Regions from separate parts of the Mus musculus genome. Here all the other regions are linked to region 2. The links are chromatin loops, found by intact Hi-C in ENCODE. Cell type or tissue: heart. All regions are shown on one strand. Region 1 holds the start of Gm36675 (a long non-coding RNA gene). Region 2 has its middle 15 kb from the start of Gm29931. Region 3 overlaps Mgmt (O-6-methylguanine-DNA methyltransferase). Region 4 overlaps Glrx3 (glutaredoxin 3). Region 5 overlaps C030029H02Rik (RIKEN cDNA C030029H02 gene). Region 6 overlaps Gm51502 (predicted gene, 51502). Region 7 overlaps Ebf3 (early B cell factor 3).

Region 1 (4,000 bases), 330 kb before region 2:
CACACACACACACACACACACACCTCACACGTGCACCCACAGTAAAAGTATTGACTCCTAGTGTTAAGCAACCTACATGTCAGTACCCTTTGGGAACACTGCCTCTGACTTAGTAATGCTGGGTCTGGAGATGAAGATGTCCAAGGGGCTAAATGGACAAAACCGAAATATGCCCCATGCCTTATGTCCACACAAGAACTCTGAGGCCTCAGGTGTTATTGTCCAAATGGGCTGTCACAGGCAGAGATCACCTATGTAAAGACAACTCAATGAGCCCCTGGGCACTGGTCTAAGGGCCTTGTTAACTGAAAACCTCAAGCTTTGACTCCCAGTACTTTCCAAGGATCAGGCATGCTCCCTAAGACCTGAATGTGCTGAGAGATTCTGGAGTGACAGCCTGGTAGCCCCAGGCCAGTGGTCTCTGTCATGATTAGTGTGTGGCCCTGGCTTGTGTCGAACTAAGCCTACACAGGACTCCACATGTAGCAGTGAGTTACATGGAAACTATCCTTCACCCTGGCTCATCCGGAGAGGAATGCAACCCTAATTTCTTAAGCTGAGTAGCCCATGTGTTTATGTATTTAACACCTCAAAACAGCAGGGAATAATTAGTGGTTTGAAAACACGTTAACAAAACTAAGAGCTTTTTCAACCTTCAGACTCATAATATATGTAACTGCACAGCAAGAAACCTGAAGAGGGAACAATGCCCTTTTGTGAGAGAGTTCCCCCTTCCCCCACCTTCTTACCCCTGGGATGACCATAGCTTAGTGGCCTGTCTCACTCATGCCTCCTGGGCAGGCTGATATTTAGACCTACGTGTGTTCAGGAGGATCAGAGGAGAGATGCTGGTTTTGACTAATTGCAACTGGGCTGGGTCCCCAAAATACATGATTTTACTGAATTTCGTGTGATACCCTGGCAAACCTATCTTCTTATTTGGAACCAAATATTTAAACAAATATTGCTATAGGCATTAAAATAGGCAGAAGCAAGATCAGGGGCATCTTTGGGGTATGTGTGGTGGGAGATACAAGTAAGATGTTGAATTCTGGATCCCAGCCAGGCAGTTCATCTCTTTTACACATTTATTGATCTCGAGTTTTTCCTCGAAGGTCAGCCAGGGCTTGGTGACAACTGATTTTCACACATTTCATGTGCTTTCCCACCCCGTGTCTTTGAGTCAGGAGGAATTAACTATTACCCTATTGAAACATGTTCTTTTGCTGGTGGATTTATGGAAGTAGGAATAAAAACCTCTGAATAATCTTCAGCTCTCTGCAAAAAATAAAAATATAAAAAAGGAAAGAAAGAAAAAGGCCGGGGGAGCTCTTTTAGCAAGGCTGTGGAAGCATTGTGGCCTGAGGGACTGGGGGAGGGAGGGAGGTCCTGTCTGCATTATTCATCTCCCTTGGGGAGAAAGGGTGCTGGATGCCAGGAGGAAACTGGTCTGTTTTTAAAGAAGTCAAAGGAAACATTGGATGGGCTTGATGAATCAGCAGAGTTCCTCTGTTTACTTTGCAGTAACCACGAAACGCCTGTAGGGGGAGTTTTCTTATTGCTGTTTCCAGAAACAGGCTACAGAAAACTCTTTGTGGATTTCTCCCCTTTCCTAACCGTTTGATTCAGTTCTTACTATGGTATTGAGGTGAGATAGATTTGCACCAAAGCACTTTTCTTACCTCCCGCTGCTTCTCAAGGCTGGCTGTGGCACAGAGAAGGTAGATAAGAGAGACACTAGTGGGTAGCAAGCTTTGCGGAGCGGAGGGGGAAGCTTGTGGAAGAACGGGGAATACTTTTTTTTTTAAATAGAAACTTCTTTTTATTTATTTATTTATTTATTTATTTATTTATTTATTATATGGAAGTACACTGTAGCTGTCTTCAGACACTCCAGAAGAGGGAGTCAGATCTCGTTTACGGATGGTTGTGAGCCACCATGTGGTTGCTGGGATTTGAACTCTGGACCTTCAGAAGAGCAGTCGGGTGCTCTTACCCACTGAGCCATCTCACCAGCCCCCGGGGAATACTTTTTAAAAACGTCTTGCATACCAGCAAGGCCTGGACTGGAGTGATGGGGCAAGGCTGAGGATGCGGATGAAGATGCAGATTCAAGATGGTTGTGAGAGCAAAACTGCTTAAAACCTTAGGGGCAGTCCCGCCCTACCCCCACGGATGCCTCTGTAAGTCCAGCTGCAAGAACCAAGAAAGACAGAGGGCAAGAAACTTGGCAAAGTCCTTGTGTGTGTGTGTGTGTGTGTGTGTGTGTGTGTGTGTGTGTGTGTGTGTGTGTGTTGAGGCTCTAGTCCCTTACTGAGAATGACCAGAAAGTAGAAGAGGGATGGAGAGAAGGGGTGGGTCCAGACTCTTGAGCTAGACACCTGTTCTTATTAATGAATCATACCCTGTGGTCTCATGGGCATCTGGGCTACCAGAGCTAGGGAACCCTTTCTACAGTACAGTACCGAGGAACAGAGAAGATGGCCCCACGAGTGAGCTCAAGTAGGAAGAACAAAGAGGAAAGGATGCGTGATGTTTGGTAAGTGGCTAAGAGGAAGTGGGAGAGGCCTAGGGTCTCAGATCTCCACTTGCATGGGATTACCAGGGACCACTGCCTGAGAGCAGCAGGAGAGTCCCTGGTCCTCCCAGGAGGTCTGTACAGCTGGTTCAACAGCCTGACCAAAGGCATGCTTGTCCTACTGGAAGCCTGGGACTACTTGCAGCCTGTCCCAGTGTGCTGAGTTCCAAGTAGACAACTTTAGTCCCTCCCTCTTGGTTGTGACTTAAGTCTTAGTTGCAATCCTAGAATCTGGGCAGGGCAGGTAACTTGGCATGTCAGAAGTGGCAAGTATGCATGCAGACCAGGAGAGGGGTGTTGAACACCCCCAGGGTAGGAGCCTAACAGAAAAGATGGCTTGGGGGAATATTTAATGACACCTGTCAATATTTTTAAAATGTGATATTTATTCCAAAGAACTTATTTTTATGGAGCTCTTTAGCAAAGGAAATTTAAAACAATGTTCACTATTGGAAAGGGTTGTTAGGAAGAGACAAATTAAAACACAAAAGCTAAAAGATTGATAGGGGACTGTTTAAAATAAAATATACCATACACATAAAACAGAACACGAGCAGCCTTTAGGGAAAGAGTGAGACCAGCCTCCCCAGGACAATCTGGGATGATCCCATAGGCTTTTATTAAGGGAAATCAAGCTGAAAGGAACATGTTTAATTTTATTTGTGGAAAAGTAAAGGATTTGCTTGTAGCTATAAAAATCGTCTGCAGATCATGGTGGCTTCTGGGAAATAAAACAAGGTAGGGAGTGGGAACAGGTCATGTTTGTTCACTGTGGTTTGGGGTCTTCATAATTTTTTTTTAAAAAAACCAACTGCCTATATTGACTTTGTAACTAAAAATGAGTTCCGTGATATTGTGGGGTTTGTCCTCAAGCCTAAGATTTCTTGGAATGCAGGCATTTCTCTTTCAGAAATCCATATCCCCCTAAGTTCACCCATGCGGCATGAAAGGGAAGCCTGGGGTAACGGGCTAGCCTGGAGCCAGCCCCAAGTTCTCCATCAGACACCTCACCTCCTTCATTGTCAATCAGCAGGCACAGCATCGCCTCTCTGTTTTTGAAGCTGAGAAAACACAGGAGCAAGCAAACCTGGGCAGACAGACGCAGGCAAGCACTGGCAGGCACTGGCAAGCATGGGCAAGCAGGTCGTCAGATGCTGTCCTCCAAGTGCTTGCCCCTGCCTCACCTTGGCTGTCCTTTCTCGATCTTTTCAGCAGCTGCCCATTGGGTTTTCCAGGAAGCCACCCACAGATTTTTTCCTCATAGCTGTTCTTCCTCAGCCTCTTCTGTCTCTTTTTCCTTCTGCACGGGGCTTTGGACTTGTTACTAGACTGCCCCTCCCCACCACACACACCCTTTCCTCTTCCTGTCCTTACCTGGCCAAGTGGCTTTGAGCATCAATTATAAGTAGTATCCCTCCCTTT
Region 2 (4,000 bases):
TGGCCAGCATGGCTGGGCTGTCAACCAACCCTCTTGGCTTCTCATCTACAGAACAAGTCACAGACAAATAACATTAAAAAAAAAAAAAAGCCTATTTCCATTTAACTCTCTCCAGTTACCAATGAGGAAACTAAGTCACAAGGTTAAATCAGGGGGACTCTCTAAGTCATCACAGGGCCTCTAAGGCTCACCTAGCCTCATAAGGAAAAGAAACAAGCTCTATGATCTGCTCTGGGTCCTCACACATTAATCCTGTCATTAGACATCAGTAAGGGACACTCTTGAAGTGCCAAGCACTGCTGTCACCCAGACATCTGTATTCTGGATTTGTAAACCTTCTGAAGAGCTAGTTTCTCAGCACATTGACACAGCTGTTGGTAGAAGACAGAGGGACAAGCTTTGCTCCCAGGGGCACCCAGACTGTGAGGACGATACCAAGAACAAATACCTCCCTCTCCCACGGCTCCCTGTCCACCTGGTCCACCAGAAGATGATCTCATCTGAACTTCCCAGTGTGGCCTTGGGCCGTGTCCTCCTGTCTCTGCAGACCTAGCTGTCATCTTCTAGAACACAGGCCCAGAACTGAGAAGTGTTGCTGTTGTTTATGAAGGCTGTGTCCACAGAAACTTCACCAGGAACCTTAATGAATGTCTGCGCATGAAAGCATCAGAAAGGGACAAAGAGAGAAGGGTCCAGGAGGTGGCAGCAGCAGACCCCACGTGAGACTGCCCCTGCCCCTCCCCAGGGCTTTGTTCTGGGTTTTTAACCTTTAGGAAAAGCACCCCTGAAAATCTTACACTTAGAACTTGGGCTGTGTTTTATTTCTCTCACTGAGTTCGTGTGCTGTATCACATTACACGTTCTATCAAATTTCACAGTGCTAACGAAAAATGGTTTTGGACATCTGGGCGTTATGCAGTAAAGTGTATGGGTCACAGGCGAGTTATACCCTGGGGCAGGGGAGGAGTCATCTTCCTCCTCCCTCCCCCCTGTTCTTCTAGGATAGTGGCACTGAGGCTGCTAGGCTTAACAAAGCTTCATAGAGGATAAATCTACACTCCAACCTGAGGACCTTGGGTCCCTATCTTCACACTGCATCTGGGAAGGCTTACACAGGCCACGGTACTTTAATAAAGGGAATGTCTTACTATCTCCAACTATGGGACCTTTAAATATAGATGTGCATGCCTGCATGTGTGCATGAGTGCGTGTGTGAGAGATGTCATATAGGTTTTCATTTAGATTTCACTAGTTACTGGACGGCATAATTAATAATTGTTTCTTAGGGTTTTTCATGCCACATCTAGTTAGAAAGGAAGGTGTTTTCCACATTGACTTTCAGGGGTAAAAAACTTGCCTCCCTGATTCCCTATTCTCAGTCAAATTCCCACAGACGACCTCTGCAAGGCTCACTTCCCTGGTTCCCCCCTCGTTAGAGTCCCGTTTCTCACCCACGGTGGCTGTCAGGACCCTAGGCTGCTACCTCTGAATAGACCCAGCTGGGTGAATTAATGTCTGTCCAGTAACTCGAACCAGCAGTGACTTCATCTCAAAACTTTCCAAGTAGCACAGGTCAGAGCGTGAGTGTGGCCGAAAGTAATGGTGTTCCCAGAAAAGTGAGAAGGTGGTGGCCGAGCGTCAGCCAAAAACTATGACTGGGCTGAGAGCCGAGGAGCACAGTTGATAAAGTAAAATTCCAGCAGATCCCACGGAAAGGCAAAGCTTCCTGCTACAATGCTGTGTTTGTCCTTCGAAGGCTAAGTGCACTAACAAACCCACAGCACCGAGCCAAGGTGCCACTATACTGGGAGGCTTACTGAAGCCTAGACAGGGAAACAAAGTATGGGGGCAAACATGTATAGAAAGATACTTTCTAAAATGAGCTAAACGATTAGCATTTTAAATACTGGCATGGTACTTAGTAGATACAATCTGTATTAAAGTTAGCAGAGTAACTGATAATCTCATCTACTACTAACAGAAAATAGGGAGGGTCGCCCAAAGATTAACTCATGTCTGGTGACATGGCTTTAAGGCAATGACCCATACACTGAAAAGGGAATTTCAAAGTGAGTGTGAAAGCAGCTTCCCTATGGCTACTGGTGATGGTCAGGGATGGCTGTGAGGGTCAGCCAGAGCGTGGGAAGTTATGCACCCACCACCTCTGGAAGGGCTGCGCTAGGCGCTCAGGGGCTTCAACTGTTGGCTTGCTTTGGTTTTCTGTTTCCTGATGAAAGTTGACATTTCTCATGCACATTTCCTATTCCGGGTTCATGAAAGGAATCAACTTCCAACACCCAAGGAGTCAGGAAATCTAAGAAGGTGCAATGAGAGCGTTGGCTTCCCTCTCCTCCCTTTTCTGAGGGCAGGAACCCATGGAGGCTATGCTAAGCCCAGGGCCCAGAAGGTATTTTATAAGGATACCCGCTCACTGTGGCCTGCAGCTGTCTCTGGGGCACACCCTATGGCTCCAGGGGAATCAAAGCTGCTCAGACCCCTCGCTTCCTCCTGCCTGGCTTCTTGTTCCAGCAAAGAGACTGGAATTCTTTCATTCTTTTCTCCCATGCTCCCTGTCATTGACCACTAGATAAAACATGGGGTAAACTCTCCCCATGAGACAGGAAGAAACAGACGAGCTAGAGAGAGCCCACTAGAGTTTCTACTGGAAAATTTTTTGAAATGCCTCACCTGTTCGTGGGTTGGTTCTTAAAGGATAAGGCAAAAAAAAGTCCAGTGTTGCTGGTCATATTTTAAAATTGAAAACATAACCTTTTTACATATATTAAAAATAGATAAAAAGGTAGTTTTTCAAGAAAGTTATGAATTGACTGTGTAAGAAAACTAAGATTCCTTGGCTCCTAAGGCACGGCAGAGCTGAGACTTGCATTGGGTACAGGACTTGGAGGGACACATATTCTAGGGCTGTAATGTATGTCAATAAACAACGGAGTACCCAAGCATGGCCAAGTTGACGCCTTACCCTCCAGTATGGCTGCTCTTAGGAAGGGTTCCTGGGTAGCAGTAGACAATGGCATTGTTACAGGATACTTCCCCAGGGACATTCATTCTAGACCAAACATACATTCTGGACACTTCTAGATAGATTGGCCCTCGTCTCAGCCCACAGTCACAGAACCAGGCTAATTAGCACAGTGCTGCTCCTAATGCAAGTCCACTTTAGCACAAATAATTCAATCAGTCTTCCAGTGCTGGAGGAAAAGGGCACTACTGCTGCTCTGCCTGTCCAGCAGGAGATGGGGACGGGGCAAAGGCCCTCAAGACAGCAACAGGCATATACTGCATACTTCCCTTTTCCAGTGCCTCAAGGGACTTGAGGAACAAGACAGGGCATCCTCAGGGAAGGCTTGCCCCAAAATCCTAAGGTTGGGAACTATCAGGATATACAGAAACCATAGACAGGCAATGTCTGTTGGTAGATGCATAGCCCTAGCAAAACTGACCAGACCCAGCTCCAGTGATAGCTGAGAACAACAAAAACTTAGCGTGTCCACCTGGCGTAGTTTCAGGCCTGAGATGTAGCTCAGTTGGCAGAGTGCTGGCTCACACAAAGCCTGCGTGAACCAGGTTTGGTGCCTTACAGCTGCAGCACGTCACAAGATCAGACACTCAAGATCACCTGTGGGGTACAGAGTGAATGAAAGACCAGCCTGGGCTACATGAGACCCTGTCTCAAAATTAAGTAAAATATTTTAAAAAGCATAATAAACAAATTGTCTGGTACATTTTCAATATATGCAACTGTACTCGATCACTAATAAAAAAAAAAAAAAAACAGCCTCCCCCACAGCCCCTGCTGTGGGTCAGAAAGAGAAGTATGGGACATGAATGTGTTCGCCTGGGGAGCACCTCCTTAACCCAGGGAGCACGTCCTTAACCACTCTTGGTAGTGTTCTCCATACTATCTCTTAAGCTCTACTTCCCTGTCCAGCCTTGATCAGGACTGCCTAACTGACCATTCTATGAGGCAAATATCTTGTGT
Region 3 (4,000 bases), 600 kb after region 2:
ATTAATCAACAGTCGAGCGCTGCAAGTGGGGTCTCATACATAATGAATTGTGCTTAAGCCTCATGGGTTTCTTGATAGAAAAATAAAAGAAAACACAAGTGTAGTCAGCTTTTGAATAAAATTTAACTAGATTGCTCTGCATCCTATAATTGTTTTGGAATCATTAGGGACCTGATCACTCATCTGTAGTTTTAGGGAGTTTTTATCTTCATCTGTCAAATAGTAGAGACTTTTAATGATATGGTAAAGTGTTGATAAAAAAGAAATTTTCTCTTAATGACTTACATTAAAAGGTATACAGGTATATATGGCCTTTTTAAAGACATTCTAATTGTTTGCATGTAGTATTTAAACTATCTTTACAGTATGGTTTTAATTGCCAATGTGTTTTAAGACATAAGTATCTTTTTCAGAAAAATAGTTAATCCTTATGGGGAAGAGTTTAAAATTTACATAAACTTTTCTTCCTTTTTTGCAGATGTTTTAAAACACTATAATAAATTCTTTTGTGGTTTTATTTAGGATCTGGAATTTATTCAACCTCAGATTTTGAGTTGTTTGAGATAAAGGCTCATTATATAACTCAGGTTGACCTTGAACTCGGGATCCTTCTGCCTCACTTATCTTAATGAGCCTAAAATTTTGAAGGATTGGTGTGCTCATGAAAAATTGATACCCAGCTTTAGCAGCATTCTTTTTACCATCCAAAGCCATTAAATGGAAAGTTGCTAAATTTCATACTGTCTACCTCATACTGTTGACCCTGGAACAGATATCATTTGATGGCTTCTGATGGTATTATAAAAATAGAACTCATGTCAGGGACAAAGGGGCCATGAGCCGCACAGGAACAGCTCAATGATGTACTGCTGAGTGGATGTCGGGACCGTCTGCTGTAGGCAAAGGGTGTCACTGCCTTTCCTGCAGGCTGTGGCATTTCTGTTCCCCATCTAGAAATGGCTGCTTTTGTTACCTGCTGGTCTGTCTGGCATGATAGGAAGCCTCCCATTGGGTGCGAGTCCTCCTTTGAAAGTATGTGCCCTGTTGGTCAGCTTCCCGATGCTATGACAAAGCACCAGGGGTTCAGAAGTTTTAAAGAAGGGGTGTTTCTTTGGGCCATGTTTCCAGCCTGTGGTCACTCAGCCCCTATGGTCTCAGGCCTCTGTGCAGTAGAACATCATGGTAGAAACCCATGCTGAGAAGTCTGCTCACCTCGATACAGTTGGGAGAAAGGAAGAAGGGGCGCCATGTCTCCCATATTGCTCTCAAGAGCACACCCAGTGACTAACCCCTTCCAATCAGGCCTCATCTGAAGATTCTGCTACCTCTTATAGTACCACAGGCTGGTGATCAAGACTTTAATACATGAACCTTTGCAGGACATTTCAGAACCAAGCCATAGCAGGTACCAAAACAAGGCTCTTAAATGTCATTCATAAACTCTCTTGTTAAGAGTGCTGTGTGTTCTTGTTTTAAAATACTAGCTAGCATTTGATACATGCTAAAATCCATCACTGTTTCACACTTTGTCCATCCTACGTTACTTTCTGTGGCTGTTATAAAACACTGACAGAACCAGTGAGAGAGGAAAGGGTTGGTTTGGCTTATACTTCTCCGTCACAGACCATCCTGAAGGAAGTCAGGGCAGGAACTCAAGCAGGAACTGAGTGTAGGAGCCGAAGCAGAGCCCACCAGAGAGTGCTGCTCACCAGTGTACTCACCCTGACTTGCTCAACCTGCTTCCAGATATAGAGAGAAATAGATATATAGAGATACATAGAGATATAGATAGTCCAGGGCCACTTGCCCAGGGCCCCCACACAGTGGCCTGGGCTCTCACACATCAATAGTTTATCAAGAAAGTGCCCTACATACTTGCTGAAAGGCCAGTCAGGTGGAGGCAGTTCCTCAGCTGAGATCCCCTCTTCCCAGGTATGTATGAACTTGACAAGAAAGTAATTGCAACACTTACTTTAATTCTCCTTATCTTTCATTGTAGAAAATACTGTCCTTTGGGTGGGTGGGTAGAAAATCTGTGACACCAGCTTGTCTGTGTAGTGAGGTCATTACCAGAGCCCTGCTAGTGTTGCTGTGCAACATAACCCCAGTACAATACTGGTTCATACTGGTGCGCCTTTGTTCACCTCTGGCTCAACTGCTTTCTAGGGGTTGCTCTTTCTTATCATTAGCATCAGCTCTTTAACCGGCCCTTCCCCTTTTCTATTCTATATCCTAAAACCCCTCTGGAAAAATGGATGGTCAGATCTGCATTTGAATGTTGCCTGGACAGCTCCCACCACCAGGCAGTGCTCAGGAGCCATCCCTCATCATCGGTCTGTCATAAACTGGCAGGAGGGTGGAGAGTCCTTGGCAGCTCCCTTCAAACATGGGGTTGTCTGAAAGGCACAAGTGGGAGGCACTGCTGTTGCCCTGTGTGCCTCACCTTCATGTCCCCTCTATCTGTGCAGTTGGCTACAGGTGCCGGAGGAAGGGGCCACCTATGTGGGCACTCTCCCCAGTAAGCCGTGAGTGGGATCAGATCTTCACTGAGTTGGAATGGAAAGTTGAAAGGCTTTATTCAGTCTATCTTTTTCTAAAAAGCGGTCTTTATTGATAGCAGGTAGCATAGTTTGTTTCTTGTCTTCAATCCTACCCCTGGAAGAAAAATGCCTGGGTTTTAGTGGGAAAACGTAATTAGATGCAGGACACATCCATCAAACACAAGCCACTCGGCTAGAGATCTTCTAAATTAGACATAATTGTGCGCGTGCCAGCACGGCAGAGCAAGTCTCCACACAGTGTTTATAAAGTCACCTTTGCCGCTGTTGTACCTCAGTGGGCCTGTGAAGTCTGGAGCTCTATCCCAGAGTCCCGGATGCTCCCCTGCCCTCCACACCACACACAGAAAGCTGGAGAAGGCAAGGTGTGCTTGGCCTTGGCAATGTTCTTCACCTGAAGCTGTCTAGTGTGCTGTGGTTAGCCTCGCTCTCCTCCTATTAAGAACCCTGCCAGGAACGCCACATGGCGCCACATGGCTTCCTCTATATCAGGTTGAAGGACACAGCCTACATCGGCTCATTGCCAGAGACTGGAAGAACTCTGCTCTATAGAATTCTTTTTGTATGACCCTCTAGTGTCATAGTGAACATTCCCGATGCATCGATTGAAAAGTCATCTTAGAGGGTGGAGAAGGGAGAGGCTGGGCCCCAGAAGAAATGGCATGAGCATCTGATCTTGTCATTCTGCATGCTGGTTGTCCCATAGCAACACCACCTTAAGGGTGACTGACATTACATGGTCCTGTCACATGTGAATGACTCTAAAGAAAGCATAGCCTATTTTCTTACATCGCAGGGTGTTTAAAGCAAGTATGTTTATTTTGCTGTCTTGGGGAGGAAGAAGTCACTGAGAAATGAGCCTTTAGTGATTCTCTCCTCCAAAGGACTTCCTGAAGCATCCCAAGACCTGTATACCGAAGTCTCCCATGGGCTGGGCCATGTTTCAAATTGTTGGGCGAATCTGTACTCTGGGAAAGATGGGAGAAGGTGGTGAGAGGTGTGCTCTTTATGTTCCCCTTGTAACATGGCATGCGCATGTCATCACTTGGTAAAGAATAAGACCCCAGGCAAGGCTCCTATGAGAGGCTATGGCTTTGCAACACCTGCTGCACAGAGCCTTGCCATCTCCGGTCTCCACTCATGGTTAACTAACTTTACAAGAAGACAAGATGCACACGCCACACAGCACTGGGGCCATCCACTTTAGTCTTGACAGAATCACTGTCTCATACCAATCTTGTGTTCTGTTCCTGGTGGTATCCATGTCTTGGCATGCAAGCTTCACCCAGGAAGAACAACTCTCCTCTCATGTGCTAGAAGTCTGGAGTGGAGCTTTGGAGCTACCTTTCTTTACTGAGTGAAGAGCTGAAAGACATGAACTGCACTGCCATGCACCGTGGGCCATGCTTTCTCAAAGCCAAGGAAGGCTTGAGGCCCTCACA
Region 4 (4,000 bases), 990 kb after region 2:
TGAGGAGCCATTAGACTTGGGGCCCTTGGCTGAGGGTGTGTGAGCTAGAGAAGATGTGTGAGCTGCCTGCCCACAGAGGAGAGGGAAGCTCTCCAGGGGTCTCAGAGGGAAGAATTCTTCCTCCGTAGAGTTCACCCACTTCCCACCATAGCTTAGCTGTAAATCTGTGACGCAGCAGAGTGCTCGCTTGTGTAGGAAGACCGTGAAAGACCCGATGCTACTGAAGTCTACCTGATTGATGAGTTACGGCTGCCTGGGCCTAGTGCTTTTGTGGTCACTGATCTATCTACTGGTTTAGAACCCTTTTAACTTTGTCCTGACATTGTTTGCCAGCTCTTCCTCCCATTTGTGAGTTCTGTATTTGCAGATTCAACCACTGAAGATAAAAAAAATATGTTTATGTGTTTTAATTTATAGAAGCAAGACTTGGGAGTATGTACATGCCTTTAATCCCAACATTTGACACACAAAGGCAGGAAGATTTCCGTAAGTTGGCTGCTTAGTGAGTTCTAGGACACCCAGAGATTCCATATCAAAACAATGTTTTTTAGTCTGTAGTGACATGGAGTGAGAGGTCCCTGCAGGTGTTACGTCAGGAGGAGAAACAAACCCGGAGAGGGAGAATGAGACTTTCGTCAGCCTGGCTCAAACTTCGGGAATCTGACGCCAGGCAGTTTATGGCCAACATAGTTAATCCCAATATAAATTAGAAAAAAGTTTCCCAATACAATATAATTCCCAGTGCAAAAGAAACTCAACTCAAAGTCCATGAGGTTTCTTCCAGCTGGATAGGTTATAGACATAGCAACCTCTATTAGCTAAGGGCCTAAGGAAGGATCTTGCCTGGATGGTGAGGAGGCTCTTTGGGCCGTCAGCCACCTCTGGGCCTGGCTGTGGGAGCTTGGAGGAGCCTCTGACTTTACAGGTAGTGTAAGGGTCACTTAAGCTATTAGATGTCCTCAGTCTTAGATGTAGAAGCTTCATGAAGCTTGGTCTGAATCAGCAGATCCTGCAGATCACCTAAAGCCTCCTCTTCTCAGCTTCTGGATGTAAGAACAGGTTTACATATTTCCCTTTGAAATGATAGTCCTGTGTGCTTAGCATTCCCAGCTTCCTGGAGATCTGTGGATGCTCCTAACAATGTACCAGCGTTTTCCTTGTCATTATTTCCAAGCAACATTTACATTATAGTTTAGCATGGGAGTGGTGTGCACTGTGTCTTCTACATATTATCATCTGTAAGGAATGAGCCCGAAGTCAGTCTCCATGAATATAATAAAAAGGTGACTCTATTTAGTTTTAAAATAAATTCTAACCTACAATTTATGTTCAGTTTTACTTGTGCAGAGAGAGGAGGGCAAAGAGAGACTTGAATTAGGGCCTTGGCTGTTAGGCCAGTGTTCTACTCCTGCACCTTGTTTTCTATCTTATGGTGTAAGAATGCTGGCATGTTGAAAGCCTGTAGGTTTAATTGAGTGTGTGTCCTTTTGGTGTCAGGTACAGGTAAAAACCTCGTTGCTTAGGTGCTTTTTCCTTTGTGTGACCATATACTTTCTCTCATGCATGCTTTTTTTTCCTCCCTCCCTCCCTCCCTCCCTCCCTCCCTCCCTCCCTCCCTCCCTCTCTCTCTCTCTCTCTCTCTCTCTCTCTCTCTTTAATTTTTAGGAACTGAAAGACAACGGTGAATTGCTGCCTATACTGAAAGGAGAAAATTAGTGAACATAAGCATGGTGTCCAAGGACTGCAAGAAGTAACTAATTACCTTGGAACAGTTGATGATTTGGTCCTGAGAAGTGGACTAACAGTAGAGATACAACACACTCAGCCATGCTCGATGCGCTTCAAAAGGTGTGCTGAAGAAACATGCTACGTTCTCTACGAAGCAGAGAAGGCAATAAACTCTTCAGACTCAGCTAAAAATGATTGCGTGTAGAATGTCTCTGTAGTGATGCTTGTGTGTAGCATGTCTGTGTAAACTTATAATCGCTGTCACTAATTCCTTTAAATCCCTTTCTTAACACATGGACCTCCTGTAGCACTTAGGGAAGGCCTCTTACAAGCAGTGTGCTTTAGTGCTCAGCTAACTCCTGTACCAGTCCAATAGCTCCCCTCACTGGCCAGAGGACGCCTCACAGCCTGGAAAATGCAACCCAAAAGTTTATCCTGCAGAAAGCCAGATGTTGTACCAATATCCAGAAGAGGGAGCAGTAGCGACCAAAGGGGAAGCACCCTTCAGTCTTCATTGCAATGAATATACTAATTTTGCCTTCCAATAGGCAGAGAATATTCTAAAAGTCATGGAAAATTTAAATGTAGTTTTTCCACCCTGACTTGTTCCAGTAAGCTTTGCTGCACAAGCCTTTCTTAGGATTTCTGACTTCACAGCTGTGGGATCTGGGTATTGGCTGCCTGTGGGATGTTCTTAAATGATCATGGCCTGCTGATCTGGGCTGTGAGGCATTGCGCAGTGAAAAGGAAAGCAGTGTTTGCCGGTAAGTGGGATGAAAGCGGCCAAGGTCGGAGTGTGAATCCAGCCTCTGTAGAACTCGGGGACTGCTGCTGCCTTGTAGCCTGGGTCCTGTTGCTTAAGGTGGAGGGATCGAAACAGCACAAGCTTAGAGGTGGTTGGGGCCTGGCTTCCTAGGGTTAGGATGCCTATGAGGGCCTTTAGGGAAAACAAGACTCTTCATTTCCACTGAGAGAAAACCATTGAGTAGGTAAAACTTTTACATTCGTGTAGATGTAAATATCTCTTGAGTTCTTATCAAGGCTTCCTGTGTGCCTCATGGAGGTCTGACCATATTCGTTACTTCCCTGTTGCTGAGCTAAAACACTGGGACCAAGGCAGTTTCTAGAAGAAAGTTACTTATTTGGTCTGGGAGATAAACATAGTAAGCCATAGGAACAAGAGAGAGCACGAGAGAGAGAGAAAGAGAGAGAGAGAGAGAGAGAGAGAGAGAGAGAGAGGGAGGAGGGGGAGGGAAGGAGGAAGGGAGTGGAGAGGGAGGGGGAGGGGGGGAAGAAAAGCATGCATGAGAGAAAGTATATGGTCAATGGCTTAAATGGTGCAAGTTAAAACTCCAGTGACATCCTCAAACAAGGCCACCTAAACCTCCCAAGCAGCATCCTCAGCAGGAGGAAGTCTTCAGAACCCGGAGACTATGGGGGGCATTTTTTATTCAGACCATCTGTAGGAAGACTGGCTTTCTTTGGTCTCGCAAACGGAAATTATTTGTACAAGGCCTTTGCCATTTTTATTTTTATTTTTTGTCTGCCAGTGCCTCCTGTCCTATTCCATTATCCTCACCCCTTATGCTTTGTGTTCCAGTTTCTTTTCTGTTGTGAGAGAACACCCTGACAGAAATAACTTCAGTAGGGAAGCCAAGGCAGGAACCAGAAGCAGCAAGGACAGGGTGAAAATGAATGCATTGAAGTCCATAGCTTCTAGAGTCGGCTCTGTTGCCTGCATTGAAGTCCACGCAGGTTCTAGAGTGGCTCTGTTGCCTGCATTGAAGTCCACGCAGGTTCTAGAGTGGCTCTGTTGCCTGCATTGAAGTCCACGCAGGTTCTAGAGTGGCTCTGTTGCCTGCATTGAAGTCCACGCAGGTTCTAGAGTGGCTCTGTTGCCTGCATTGAAGTCCATGCAGGTTCTAGAGTGGCTCTGTTGCCTGCATTGAAGTCCACGCAGGTTCTAGAGTGGCTCTGTTGCCTGCATTGAAGTCCCGCAGGTTCTAGAGTGGCTCTGTTGCCTGCATTGAAGTCCCGCAGGTTCTAGAGTGGCTTTGTTGCCTGCATCTGCCACACCTATTCATTTCCTGAGGGAAGGCAGCAGGGTGTGGATGTTTATTGGGTGTCTGTTGGGGAGACTCCCAAGTGTGCTGTGTGGAGTTCAGCAAGTTTGGATATGTCTGAATACACGAAGGCCCCAAATGGGACACCAGTGCCACCTCTTCCAAGGCCAAGGGGACATTCCAGAAGAGGGAGTGGAAGCACCATGAAG
Region 5 (4,000 bases), 190 kb before region 2:
GAATGATGGTGGTCTCCTTTTATGTGTATGCATGTGGGAGTGTATTTCCGTGTGTGTGTGTGTGTGTGTGTGTGTGTGTGTGTGTGTGTGTGTGTGTGTTCATGGGCATTTATGTGTATTCAGGTGAGTGTGCAAAGATGTGCTTGTGCATGGAGGTCATAGGTCAATCCTGGGGGATATTCCTAAGGAGCAGCCTGCCATGGTTTTGAGACAGGATTTGCACTTGGAAATGGGGCTTGCTGATGTAGCTAGACTGGCTGGCTATGAAGCCCCGGTGAACCACCTGTCTCCATGTCCCCAGCTTTGGGCTTCTGAACATGCAACACCGGAGTTGGCTTTTTATGTAGGTGCTGGGGATTGAAGTGTGTTGTTCACGCTTGTGCAGTAAGGACAGCCCCACCCCTCCATTCTTCTTGTCTGTAAATCTAACAGGTTGCTAGATTCTTTTCTCTGCAGCTTTTTCCAAGTTTAAAAACCGAAGCTTTGGTAGAAAAACACTTGGCAAGTGCCCACACACCTGCACTCTGGCTTATGTCTGGATCACAGGAGCTATATACATGAGTCAGAAAATTACAAGAAGATGAGAAAAGTCTCATCTTCAGGGAAATAAATCCCCTCATCACTTATCCCCAATGAAATCTAATTATTTTGACTTTCCTGTAATCGTTTCTACTCAAGAAGTAAAAAATAGGAAAATAATTTAATTTTATTGGCAAAATTTACTAGATTAATACAACTAAGAATGTCACATAAAATGTTAGCATTAAATATTAAAATATATTAATAAAATGCTAGATTACTAAAGCCTAATATTTAATATAATGCATTAATTGGAAGAACTATGTCAGTTTAAATATTAAACATAAAATGGAAGTTGCCAGTGGGCTGTGCAGAGCGGGATAACAGCAATCGTCAGCTTGTGGCTCTGCTCAGTAAAGTCATGGAGGGGCCTTTCCAGCTGGTCCTACAGACACCGGTGGTATAGGCAAAAGCTTGAATCAAAAGTCTGTTTTCTAAGAAATGGAAAGAACTGAAGCCAGAAAGTCACAGAGAGGCCAGGCAGTGGGAAGCAGTGTTCACCTCTTTCTGTCTGCCACAGGGAGGAAGAGTTATAGAGCCCAAACAATGGAGTTTTGGGTCACAGAGAAAGACTTTAGAGAATTTGTAGTTCATCCACTACCTCACAAAAAGGGCAACGGAAAATCTACTACCCCTTGTTCTCTGCACCCTTTCAGCGCTCAGGCTAGACCCTCCCTTTACCACACCTTGGAGGGAATCCAAGGGCAAGGGAGAGCAAGGCAGAAGCCAAGAATTGCAACTCCAAGGTCAGAGAGCCTTTGCTGGAGAACTGCATGTGAGACCTAGCTAGAAAAGGCCCCATCCCCACCCCTGCACACAATCCCTGCCCCTCCGAGGTCCAGAGTGCTGGCCCTCACTACTTATGAATACCAAGAGGGCTGCACATGCTTATACCAACCCTGGGGCCAGTTGCTATTCTTGCAGGAGAGCAGTGTATGAAAGCAGCCTGTAGAGGAAAGAGTCCTGGGGAAACAGATGAGTCTCCTTAGGCTGCTGAGTCATGGAGCCGGTGGCTCCTCTAACTATCGTAGTCCTGTTAGAAGCTGTTTGGCACAGAACCAGCTTCTGTGTACCCTGCCCTTTCTTTGGTGCTGGCCCTGTCCTGGTGCCCAGTGGTGAAGGGACAGGCCTTTCCTGCTCGTTCTGAAATCCCAGCTGGAAAAATGTGGGTCTCAACTGGTTGCATAGACCACTTTGCTCTGCGCTTTTTTCCTGTTACCCGTGGGTGTATAGGCGATATTGTGTCTTTGTGGAAAATACACACATACTCTATACTTATGCACACAGGTGGACACAAACAAATACGCCGCACATATATGCACAAATACACATGAATACACACATACACGCACAAGCACAGACAGGCCTATGTATACCACGTATACACACCTACACATAAACACACACTTACAAACATATATACACACCATACATATATGCAGGTACACACATAAACACACACACTCAAACATTCACACATACCAGCAGACACACACACATTACACATGAATATACATGCACACATATACACATACATACAAATGTGCATTCATGCATATACATGCACATACACACACACTAGAGATGCACACATAAACACACATTCAGACAGGCCGAGCATATGGTCAATACAGATGCAGAGTAGCTGTTCTCCACCTCCACCCTAGGTGGCGCTGGATGGTATTCAGCGATGTTTGGTCTGCTCAGACTGGATTTGTACTGGCACCCAGTGGGTGGAGGCCAGAAATGGCCTCAAGCATCTAATAAGGCACAAGACAGCTCTGCACAAACATTCTTCAGCCCCTACCCCAACGGCAAAAACCTCCAGGGCTAAGAATCTTGGTTTCTATGTGTAAACACTTTTAAAAAATATTTTTAAAACACTCATTTTGAATCCTCAAAGCTGGTAAGATGTGAATGTGAAATAGAATTGCCCAGGCTTGCTTACAATGTAGCCCAGGTTGGCCTCCAAGTCATGAACTTCCTGCCTCAGCCTTCTATGTGCTGGAATTATATGTGTGATCTACCATGCTAAGCAGGATGACTGAATTTTAATATAAAAAATTAGGACTCTAGCATTGGTCTACTAGAGCTTCTGTCTCCTAGAAGTCTTACGATCATTTATTTTCTCAATTTCTAGAGGCTGCAAGACTACAATCAAAAGTATATTATCTGTACTTCCCCTCCTCCCGTGTACAGATGATGTATCCTTACTCTTTCCTGTGTCTTAACAAGGGCTTTGTGGTGTGTGTGTGCATGAGCATACATGTATATTAGCATTTGACGACTACAATGTTCTGTAATAGTAAATCCTACTGGTGATTGGATTAGAACTACTTTAATGGCTTCATTTTTCTTTATTTACTTCTCTAAAAACCTTCTCTTCAAACATAGTCACACTCAGGGGTACTGAAAGCAAGGACTTCACATCATGGATTGTGGAAGAACAGCACATTGTCCATAATAGTAAGTGACATTAGGAGAATAAATAATAGAAGGGAAAACTCAGATTAGGAGGCTTGGCTATAGTGGCTACTCAATGATGAGCAAAGGTGATGGGTAGGTGGGAGAAGGGATATGGATATGGAGAATAATGGGCAAATACAGAGAAGGATGGGAAGTGGAGGGAGAAATGAATACAGGGACAGAGGAATAAGGGTGCATAGAGAAAAGGAGGGATGAGCAGAGGAGGGGAGTGGGAGACAAGGAAATGATTGGAGGGAGGGATTGGTGAAGGGAAGAATGGATAGAGAGATAGTGAGAAAGATAAACATGGAGGGATGAAAGAAGCAGATAAAGGGAGGAGTGGGTAACAAGAGGGAGAGAAAGTCAGACAGGAAATGATGCAAAGAGGAACTGAGGAGAGGATTGTGGAGAGAGGTGAAGGGATGTATGTATGTATTGATGGATGGATAGATGGAAGATGGATGGATGATGCATGGATGGATAGATGGATAGATGTATGTATGGGTGGGTGGATGGATGGATGGATGGATGGATGGATGGATGGATGAATGAATGAACGAATGGGTAGATGTATGGATGGGTAGATGGATGGAAGGATGGATGGGTGGATGAATGGATGGATGGATGGATGGATGGATGGATGGAGGAAGGTATAGAACATTTGCTGTGGGGATAAGAAATGTAAGGCAAAGGGATGTTACAACCAGTAAAGTGCTGTGCAAAGATCCTCAAGACACTGGTCCACGAAGAAGTGATAGACTAGGATATCTTTATCACTTAGACATGATGAGGCCAAGACTACCTCTGTGTACTTTTTCCTGTGTGTACATGTGTATGTACAATCTTTCAAAGGAGATGCCATGCAAAGCACAAGTGCGTCAAACATTTTCCGAAGGTCACTGCTCTACAAATGATGCACCAACAACAACCCTCAATCCTCAAATACACTGGAACC
Region 6 (4,000 bases), 420 kb before region 2:
CAGCCAAGAAGGAGAAAAGTGTTTTAGACATGTACACAACATGTGGTTTACAGTTATCATTAAATGAGGTGAACTGGGACCCTATACATATGGATTCTGAATTGCATAAATTTTGATTGATATCATTTGAAGACCGAGGCTCTGAAAGGCAAGATTTTGTGAAAGACGATACACAGACCAGCTATTACCACATCCACTCATACCAGGAGAAGTCTCTGAAATGAACGAGGCAGCTGGCTTTTAAATAGCTAAAACATAACATCAGTACTTATTTTGAATAATGAAAAAAGAGGTAAAACATGTTGACCCTTGCCTGACAGAAACATGCCCAAGAGTGAGACTGGCCCCTGGAGGCAGGCTCTCCTATCCAGTAGCTGCCAAGCCTTGCTCTCTCGCTCTCTCCCCTGCCTCCTTCTCACCACCCCCTTCCTCTCTCCCTCCTCTTTATCTCAAAACTAAAAGAAAAAAGTAAATATTTTTTTGAGCATTAAGCCACAATGGACAAGCAGCCAGAGAAAGAATTTTCAAAAATTCAGGAAACACTTGAGAGGTAAAGCCAACATCCTGAGACAGAAGACAGGCCAGTTTTTGACACCAGGTCGGACCTAAGAGAGGCCTAAAACCCCCCAGCCAGGAAGTGCATGCCCGGGGTCAGGGCCCCTGAGACAGGAGAGCTCACCAGTATCCACGCACCACCGAAACCAACAGGCCTTGTCATGGGAAATTGGTTGAAAATGTGCTGACCCGCATAAAACTTTTATTAGAATCCGACAGCAGAAGGAGGACCTTCCAAGGATTCACAGGTTGGGAGAGCTGAGGAGAAAGTGTGTAGCCAGACTCAGAACCCTGGATTTCCTTTTGGTGGCCCTGCTGTCCCTTTGGGACTGGGTGCATCTGGGGTCTAAGAGCCTCTCAGAGCTCCTGGAGGCTTTCAAGCCATAGTCCTTACAGTCTCCACACTGTGCCATCGAGGCCAGGATTGGGACATTATGTCCTGCACCCCAACATCACTGGAATGGAGGGTGGAAGTGCAACACCCCCATACCCCCGACTCCTGCTGAGCTCCTGGGCAGGCAGACTTTCTAAAAAGGGAAAAGGGACATAAATCAGGAAATTAAAAAAAAAAAGTTTCTGCACATTTTCAAAACCCACGTTGCGTTCTCTGAGGTCCTTTTCATTTTAACCAAATCAGGGGGAACTTGTCCTCACAGCGGCAAGGCAGATGGAACGATAAATCACAGGCGCTGTTGACTGCCTGCAGTGCACTCTCCGCAGCTGTCACTTTTTGTCTCTTTGGTTTTAGCTGACATGGTTTGAGGTCCACTGTGAACCGATCTGGACTTTTTTTTTTTAATATTTTTTTTTTTTTTACAGTCATATCCATCAAAACGACCAGTGGCCACCAGCCCTTTACGGCTATTGATCGAGTGGCCCTTGCCCCCTCCAACCCAGTGCCATCCTGCTCTTAGGTGAATCTGGGTGGGGGGTGCGCCTCGTTCTCGTGGATTTTCTTCTTTCTTTTCTTTTTTTATTTTCTTTTTTTTTCTTTCTTTTTTTTCTTTTTTCTTTTTCTTTTTCTTTCTTTTTTTTTTTTTTTTTTTTTTGGCCTCCAGCTACAGCTGTGATTTTCTGAGCAGTCTTGGCTCCTGTTATTAAAGTTGCATCGGGCTAGAAGCGAGCAAAGCAGATAACAGCCGCTGTACAGCCGAGCTGGGAAGCCCGGCAGCCTGGTTCGTGTTGTTGTGTTTTTAAGTGCGTGGACGCGCGGGCAGAGGCTCGGAGTTTCCAACTCGTTGCTTATTTTGCAGAGTAAACAAGCAAATGTTATGTGCATAACCTTAGCTGTCTCGCTAAAGGTCAGAGCGCCCCGGCTCATTTCCCCGGCTGCCTTTTGGGGGCACTCTGATGCCAGGGATTTCTTTGGGTGTCGGAGAAACAACATGAGCTCGGCTAACAAAGACTCATTTTACAAAGCTGCAAAACAAAAACATTGATTACATTTGAACCCGAGTGCGCTAGTTTGCTTCCCTGTGCGAAACGCACACCCACCCACGCAGGAGCGCAAAACGGCCAGTGGCTGGAGCCCAAGGGCCTGGAGGCCAAGGGGCAGCTTGAAGACCACTTGGAGAAGATTCCCTGGGGCCGGCCTCTAAGACAGAGGCCCTGGACAGATCTGGGTTCTCTGGCCATGGAGTTGCCTTTCAGAAGCCGGTTTCAAGTTTCCCTTAGCATTGTGTTTTCTACCAAGGCTCCACTTCACTTCAAAGTCCCTGTGAGTGCTCTCATTTAAGCCTTGGTAATTTCACAATTGTACACTGGCAATACCAAACAACAAAAAACAAAACAAAACAAAACAAACAAAATACAATCAGTAGGTGGGCATAGGGACCTTAGCTCAAAGATACACAATTAACAACAACCAGAATAAGAAAAAAAAAAAAAAAAAAGACTGCTTTTAAAAAAAATCCCCAGTTAGGTCAGGTTAAATTTATTATATTCTTTTATAGCTGAACTCTATAGTTTTGACGTGAGGCGACAGCTGAAATGTACCAGAGACCTTTGGAATTTCAGTACTATATATTATAAAGAGGAAGGAAATACGGTTGTGCAATCAGAAGCTAGGTGCTTGTCTTAATATGTTCAAGGAAAAATAATTTTAATTTTTGGAATTATTATTATACCTTTTTTTTCTCTTTTTAAATTATGGAGTGAAGTACGAGAAAAGCAGGGCCTGTAACATAGTGACTAGACAAAAACATTGGCTCTGTCAGAAAATTTCAGATTGCTACAGTAAGATGACTGGAAGATGAGGCTCCTGCTTTTACATGAACCACTAAGTTGGGCTAGCGTGCTACTCTGGATGTCTAAAGACTGCTTTTGTTTGGGTGATTTTTCGGCTGAGTGTGTCTGGGCTTGGGGTTCGAACCTGAAATTTATGCAAAGGGGTCAAGGGCCATCTCTCTGCTCAAAGTTCAATTCCAAGTGGGGAGAATTATTTTCCAGTAAAATTATTCCACATTGAGAAGAGTGGGTCTGTCTTTTAGGTTCTCCTATTTAGCTTAGCCATTGGAAAACAAATAGATTGAATATAGAATCTATGCAGGAAACTGTGTCCAGCTCCAAGAGCCTTGTGCTGGGTCAGGTGTCTACAGAGAATTTTGTAAGTCTCTAACTCCTGAACCATCAGAATAAAGAGTGTGTGTCCCTAAAGTCCTGCTCAGACCCTTTGCAGATGCCTCTGCCCGGGATCATGCCCGGAGCTCAGAAGCTCAGCATCGCTTTCTGCTGTCTTGTCACTATTGTTCTGACACAGAAACAAACTATCAGGCTGCTGTTGCCCCTCAGAAGGGCTAGGGTACCACTCTCTGTAACATTGTGGGCGTGCTGCCTTCCAAAGATTCACCTAGCTTCTAGGTAAACAAGCTGTATGACTTCAGGAGACAGAAGTTGTGTTCAGACACAGGTGGAGAAAAGACAACATAAACTGAAGAAAAAAAAAAAAAAGCCAAAAAACCCGAAAGCACAACACAAAGAAGTCAGACAAGAAAAGATGAAACAAACCTTTATAGAGAAAGACTGCATTTCTTTGTGCTTGCTAGTTTGGAATGAGTGGGAATCTGCCAGAAGTGGCTAGTTATCAAAATACAGAGGCGGACTCTTCAAAGACAAGTGTCTGGAGCCCCAGAATGTTTGTATATGACTACAAGAAATTAATTCCCTATTCCTGGGGAAAGGCAAAACATATCTCCTCCTTCTCCTCCCCTCGTGTGTGTGTGTGTGTGTGTGTGTGTGTGTGTTTGTGTGTGTGTGTGTGTGTGTGTGTGTGTTTGTGTGTGTGTGATTAATGTTTTTCTCTCAGAGTAGAGTATTATTTGGCACAAAGAGTTGATGAAAACGAGAGCAGGTCTCAAATTCTGCCCTGACCGTGGAGCCACTGAACCTTCCATCTGCGTCCCCAGCAGACCCTTCGTACTCAGTGGCAATTAAGGAGTCTGCACTT
Region 7 (4,000 bases), 730 kb after region 2:
CGCACGCCGGATAGCCTGCAGCTTGTGAAGGGCGCATATTTAAATATATTCAAGTGTACTGGAGTTAATCTCGTTACTTTACATGCATTGAAGTCATAACAGAAGAAGCGTTCTAAATATTTAAGTCATGCCCATGTACTGGGGGATTAATCATAGCGCAATTGATAACATTTTAACGGGCTGTGCTGTCGGCTCAAGTTGGGATTGCCAGAGCTAATGTGGCAGCCGAAAATGGCATCAGGCTTTGAGCTGCAGCTGGGGCCAGAGTAGCTCCAACTGGCCTGCTGCAATTAGAAACGTACCAATGGGCAACCGTGCTGGGTTTTTCTTTCTTGTGACATCAGTCATTGGAGTTTACATTTTGAAGGCTGAACTGTCTTTGTCAGCCAGCCCTGCTCAGGGGTCTGTGTTGTTCTCCAACATCCCAAAATGTAAATGGCTTTCGCCAGACTTCAATGGCTAATCCATTGGTGTGTAAACCCTATTCACTTATGTGACAAGGGGACATGCTCCTGACCACAGATGACATGTAGAAGACATTGCAGATCAAAAAACAATGTTAGGGATAGGATACTTTCCTACAGAGAAAAAACTCCTAGGAAGGAAACTAAGCCCCAGGAATTTTTGAAAGGCCAACCCATTCACCAGAAATTTACTAAGCAGCTACTATGCTTTCAGGGCTCAGCTGTGCCTGCATCCCAGTGGTGTGAAACCTGTCCCCAAGGGCAGCTGTCAAGAGCCAAAAATGTTGTTGTGGACAGCTCTCCACACTCACACACCCCAGTCCTGGGGACTCCTTGGTGGTAGAAGTGGACAGGACCATTGCATGAAGGAGGGGCCGCAGTGACAAAGCTTAATTGTGACAACAACCTCCTGAACACCTTGCCTCCATTCCAGGGAGACCCGGATCCGGCTGCCAGCCAGGGAGCAGTGGACCACCTTTAAAGACTGCTGGAGTAATTGCTCTTGCAGCACAGTTGTATCTTTAAAACGGTGACATTAAACACACGAGGGGGAGACTCCTAGGTAGGAAACAGCTGCTTTTAGCACCATCTTTCCACCCTGGAAGCTCAAGCCAGCATGCAGGTTGCAGTGCAGCAGAGTCTCCTGCCCAAAAACCCTGACTCCAACAGTAACAACAGGAAGACATTCATTTGCTCCATTCCAGCTGCTGGCTACAGCTATTAAGTGAGCCCCAGTTTCATTTCAATAATGATCGGCTTCCTGTAACTTCCCAATCATGCATTTGTCATAATGCAGTAATTTTCTTGCTACAAACAGATCCTCATAATGAGGCCGTTTTTCACATTAGCAACATAACTACATAATAAGAACATCTGTAGTTCCTTTTCCGAGGGACAAGAACGTACTTCAATTAAGGCAATGGGTTTGTTAAATAAGATATAGTATATTTTACTAACAGGGCTACCCAGACCCTGCCCCAACAGACTACAAGCCGTCAGTGTGCCTGAATGAACACAGGTTGTAATGTGTAAAAATTAAATAAAGTAAAATTAAATTGCTCAATACAAAGACATTCCTCTAGAGGGTGTTGGTGATTTTAGTGACAAAGTGCTATTTGCTGACAAGTAGTTTACACATTAACCAGCCGAATCCAAGGGGGAAAAATGCCAATAGCAATTATATCACCTTGAGGTTATTAAATGTCCCACTGATAAGTAACTAGGTGAGCTTGACCAGGTGATAAAGACTGCTGAGAGCAAACGATTGCTTGTGAAGAATGCTTCTCTGCCCCGCTGTTTCTCCAGATAGCTTTTCTTTCAAAAATGACTGTATAAAAAGTTGCATTAAAAAATGTGTGGCTTCGGAAGTCAAAATTGATACTTAGCCGCCCCCACACCCCATGTCCCCCCTGCTCCAGCTAGAGCACTTTCATCATTCCACCTCAAAACACTACACAAAGTCCCCAAATGTCTGGGTTTTTCTCTCCCCCTTTTTTAGGCTTTAAAATGATGCTAAGTTCTCCACTTTATCATCAACTGTCTCCTGCAAGCGCATTTCATCTATAAGAAATTCAGATGCTCGGGAAATTAAAATTTCAAAGATCTGCTGCAAAAAAAAAAAAAAATCAATGGGGCAAGATCAATGCTCATAGAAATTTCATGAACTTTGAACTGATCCGGGCATGATGATGAGGGGTGGCTGGAGTCGCAGGCAGCTGACGGCTTTTAGTGTGGATGAGAAGCAGCCGGACAGCGGGGAGGAGTGCCACGGTTTACCTGGGCTTTTGCTTTCATATTTTGTTGGACAAAAATTTTTAATTTTTAGTCTATTCCAGTAACAAGCAGAAACAGGGGGTGAAAAATCCTCCTTCCCAACCCAGTGTGTGGATCTCCCTGCTTAGGAGCACCTAATGCTTTGCACACTAGCGCAGCCACAAAATGAAATCGGTTCCCTTTGCAGCCGATTGCAGGTGCAAATTAATATTGTAAAATGAAGATCAATACATGGACAGGGCCAAATCAATAGTGGCTAAATTATTGCTGCATTTTCCTCCTCATTCAAGATGAGTTGTGTTTTCCTCTCAAAGTCAATACTTCGCAGCTTTTCTCATTAATTTCTCAATAAATTTGGCAATGAATTTCAATCACAGAACTCGGCAGGGTGAGCTAAGCATTGTGGTGTGCATGGGAAACACAAAGGCCACACAGTCCCCACATCGCTCACTGGGGTGCTTGGCCTGGCTAAGGGACAAACAGTGAAGACGTAGGTCACCCTTCTGCATCTAGAAGCCAACTCCAAATTTGATGTCTCCTGTGAGTTGCTTGGGACTTGTCTTGTGTCTGCTCTGGGCCACTGTGGGGGGACACATTCCCAATGCCAGGCCCACCTAGGGTCAGTCTCAATTTCCCATCAATTCCTCCAGAATTTACCGTATTCCATCAGCATGTCTTCTTGGAATAAGAAGAGCACCACAGTTGACTTCTAATTGGGATTTGGAGCCTCCCTGCACACTCGGGGAATTCTGTTCTGGTATTCATACAGGCAGCCCAACCGGGCCTACTGCACAGGGACCCACTTCCATTCACCACTGCCTGGCAGCGGATGGCAGTATTGTGATATGACACCAAATGCAGAAAAGGGGGCAGCCCATCTTCCTTGTTACCAAAATAATACCCTTGCTGACAACTATTGGACTGCATTCAAACACTTTTGTTTACATTCCTCAAAGAATGCATTGGATTGTGGCTTGCATAGGCATGGGGGAACTACACCAACCAAGCCCAGTCCTGTAGCTAAAGAAAACCCAGGCCCTGGAGCCTGCGCTCTCCACACCACACCTGTCCATCTCAGGATGGTCCAACACAGACACACCCCAGACTAAGGTCTGCCAATCCCTGATGTGACACCCCCATTCCCAAAGCTGCAGTTTTAACCAGCTCTCTAGGCAGAGAAGTATGGTCCAAAGGGAGGCAGCAGTGAGTAAAACCACCCTCAATATCATGCAACCACTAGAAGCTTCCATATGTCACTCTCTGCTTCAGGAAAGCAAGTTCCCTGTGTCCTCATCCTCTCAGAGATTTCATGGGAGGTGGAAGGAGGTCATAAAAGCCAAGAGAGAAACACACACTGTAGGCAGCAATAGATATGCACACTTAAAACCAGCAGGAAGAAGATCTCAGTGCAGAGTAGGGTTGCAGAGCAAGCTTGGGAAGCCAGCTCTCCCAGGCTGCAGACACCCTGGCTGTGGAGTAAGATAAAGGTCCCTCTTGAGGGCTGAGTGTCCCTGCTCCCATTGTGAAAACCCCTACTTCCTGGAAAGTGTAAGGAGGGCCACTTCAGCCTTGTTCAGAGCAGTGTGTGTAGCTGGTGCTTAAAGGTACTGAGGCACAGTGGTCAGGCTTCTGGAAGGTACCAGAGCTACATGACAAAGCATCTCTATCAAGCATCTCTAATTTCGAGGCACAACATGAGCATCATGCTTGTCTTACATCTGCATGGATTTGTTTTTAATATCTCTATGTCCATCAGTCTATAC

What was found. A loop is a pair of places that touch in the nucleus more often than their neighbours do. Peaks named below come from ENCODE experiments on the same cell type or tissue, not always from the same donor. Only the 100,000 strongest peaks of a DNase experiment are listed, where the experiment ranks them.
Region 1: it touches region 2 in a loop (2.6-fold over the local background); 7 of 42 quality-filtered maps call a loop at or near these places.
Region 3: it touches region 2 in a loop (2.2-fold over the local background); 3 of 42 quality-filtered maps call a loop at or near these places.
Region 4: it touches region 2 in a loop (2.8-fold over the local background); 6 of 42 quality-filtered maps call a loop at or near these places.
Region 5: a loop joins it to region 2, with 2.5 times the contacts of the local background. A loop is called at or near these places in 2 of 42 quality-filtered maps.
Region 6: a loop joins it to region 2, with 3 times the contacts of the local background. A loop is called at or near these places in 9 of 42 quality-filtered maps.
Region 7: it touches region 2 in a loop (2.1-fold over the local background); 4 of 42 quality-filtered maps call a loop at or near these places.

What each region holds. Positions count from the first base shown.
Region 1 is chr7:136,151,161-136,155,160 of GRCm38, forward strand. It overlaps Gm36675 (a long non-coding RNA gene), which reads left to right and starts at 1,998. Exons shown (of 3, transcript XR_378573.2): 1 at 1,998-2,183; 2 at 2,436-2,539. In heart, CTCF peaks have their summits at 1,541 and 1,740; a DNase peak (open chromatin) is centred at 1,431.
Region 2 is chr7:136,479,232-136,483,231 of GRCm38, forward strand. No RefSeq gene overlaps it. Among named protein-coding and RNA genes, the nearest start is that of Gm29931, 15 kb to the right of the region's middle. In heart, no CTCF peak of the experiment used is centred here; a DNase peak (open chromatin) is centred at 1,640; H3K27me3 peaks cover 1,861 bases.
Region 3 is chr7:137,078,035-137,082,034 of GRCm38, forward strand. The region is part of intron 2 of Mgmt (O-6-methylguanine-DNA methyltransferase); the gene reads left to right. Among named protein-coding and RNA genes, the nearest start is that of Gm39108, 17 kb to the right of the region's middle. In heart, a CTCF peak has its summit at 2,298; no DNase peak of the experiment used is centred here; H3K27me3 peaks cover 1,271 bases.
Region 4 is chr7:137,466,268-137,470,267 of GRCm38, forward strand. It overlaps Glrx3 (glutaredoxin 3), which reads left to right. Exons shown (of 11, transcript NM_023140.5): 11 at 1,666-3,364. The coding sequence ends at 1,716. Among named protein-coding and RNA genes, the nearest start is that of Glrx3, 31 kb to the left of the region's middle. In heart, a CTCF peak has its summit at 2,138; no DNase peak of the experiment used is centred here.
Region 5 is chr7:136,292,394-136,296,393 of GRCm38, forward strand. The region is part of intron 3 of C030029H02Rik (RIKEN cDNA C030029H02 gene); the gene reads left to right. Among named protein-coding and RNA genes, the nearest start is that of C030029H02Rik, 26 kb to the left of the region's middle. In heart, a CTCF peak has its summit at 2,249; no DNase peak of the experiment used is centred here.
Region 6 is chr7:136,058,848-136,062,847 of GRCm38, forward strand. All of the region lies in intron 1 of Gm51502 (predicted gene, 51502), which reads left to right. Among named protein-coding and RNA genes, the nearest start is that of Gm51502, 13 kb to the left of the region's middle. In heart, a CTCF peak has its summit at 1,887; no DNase peak of the experiment used is centred here; H3K4me3 peaks cover 765 bases; H3K27ac peaks cover 1,545 bases.
Region 7 is chr7:137,209,911-137,213,910 of GRCm38, forward strand. The region is part of intron 10 of Ebf3 (early B cell factor 3); the gene reads right to left. Among named protein-coding and RNA genes, the nearest start is that of Gm10578, 23 kb to the right of the region's middle. In heart, a CTCF peak has its summit at 1,545; no DNase peak of the experiment used is centred here.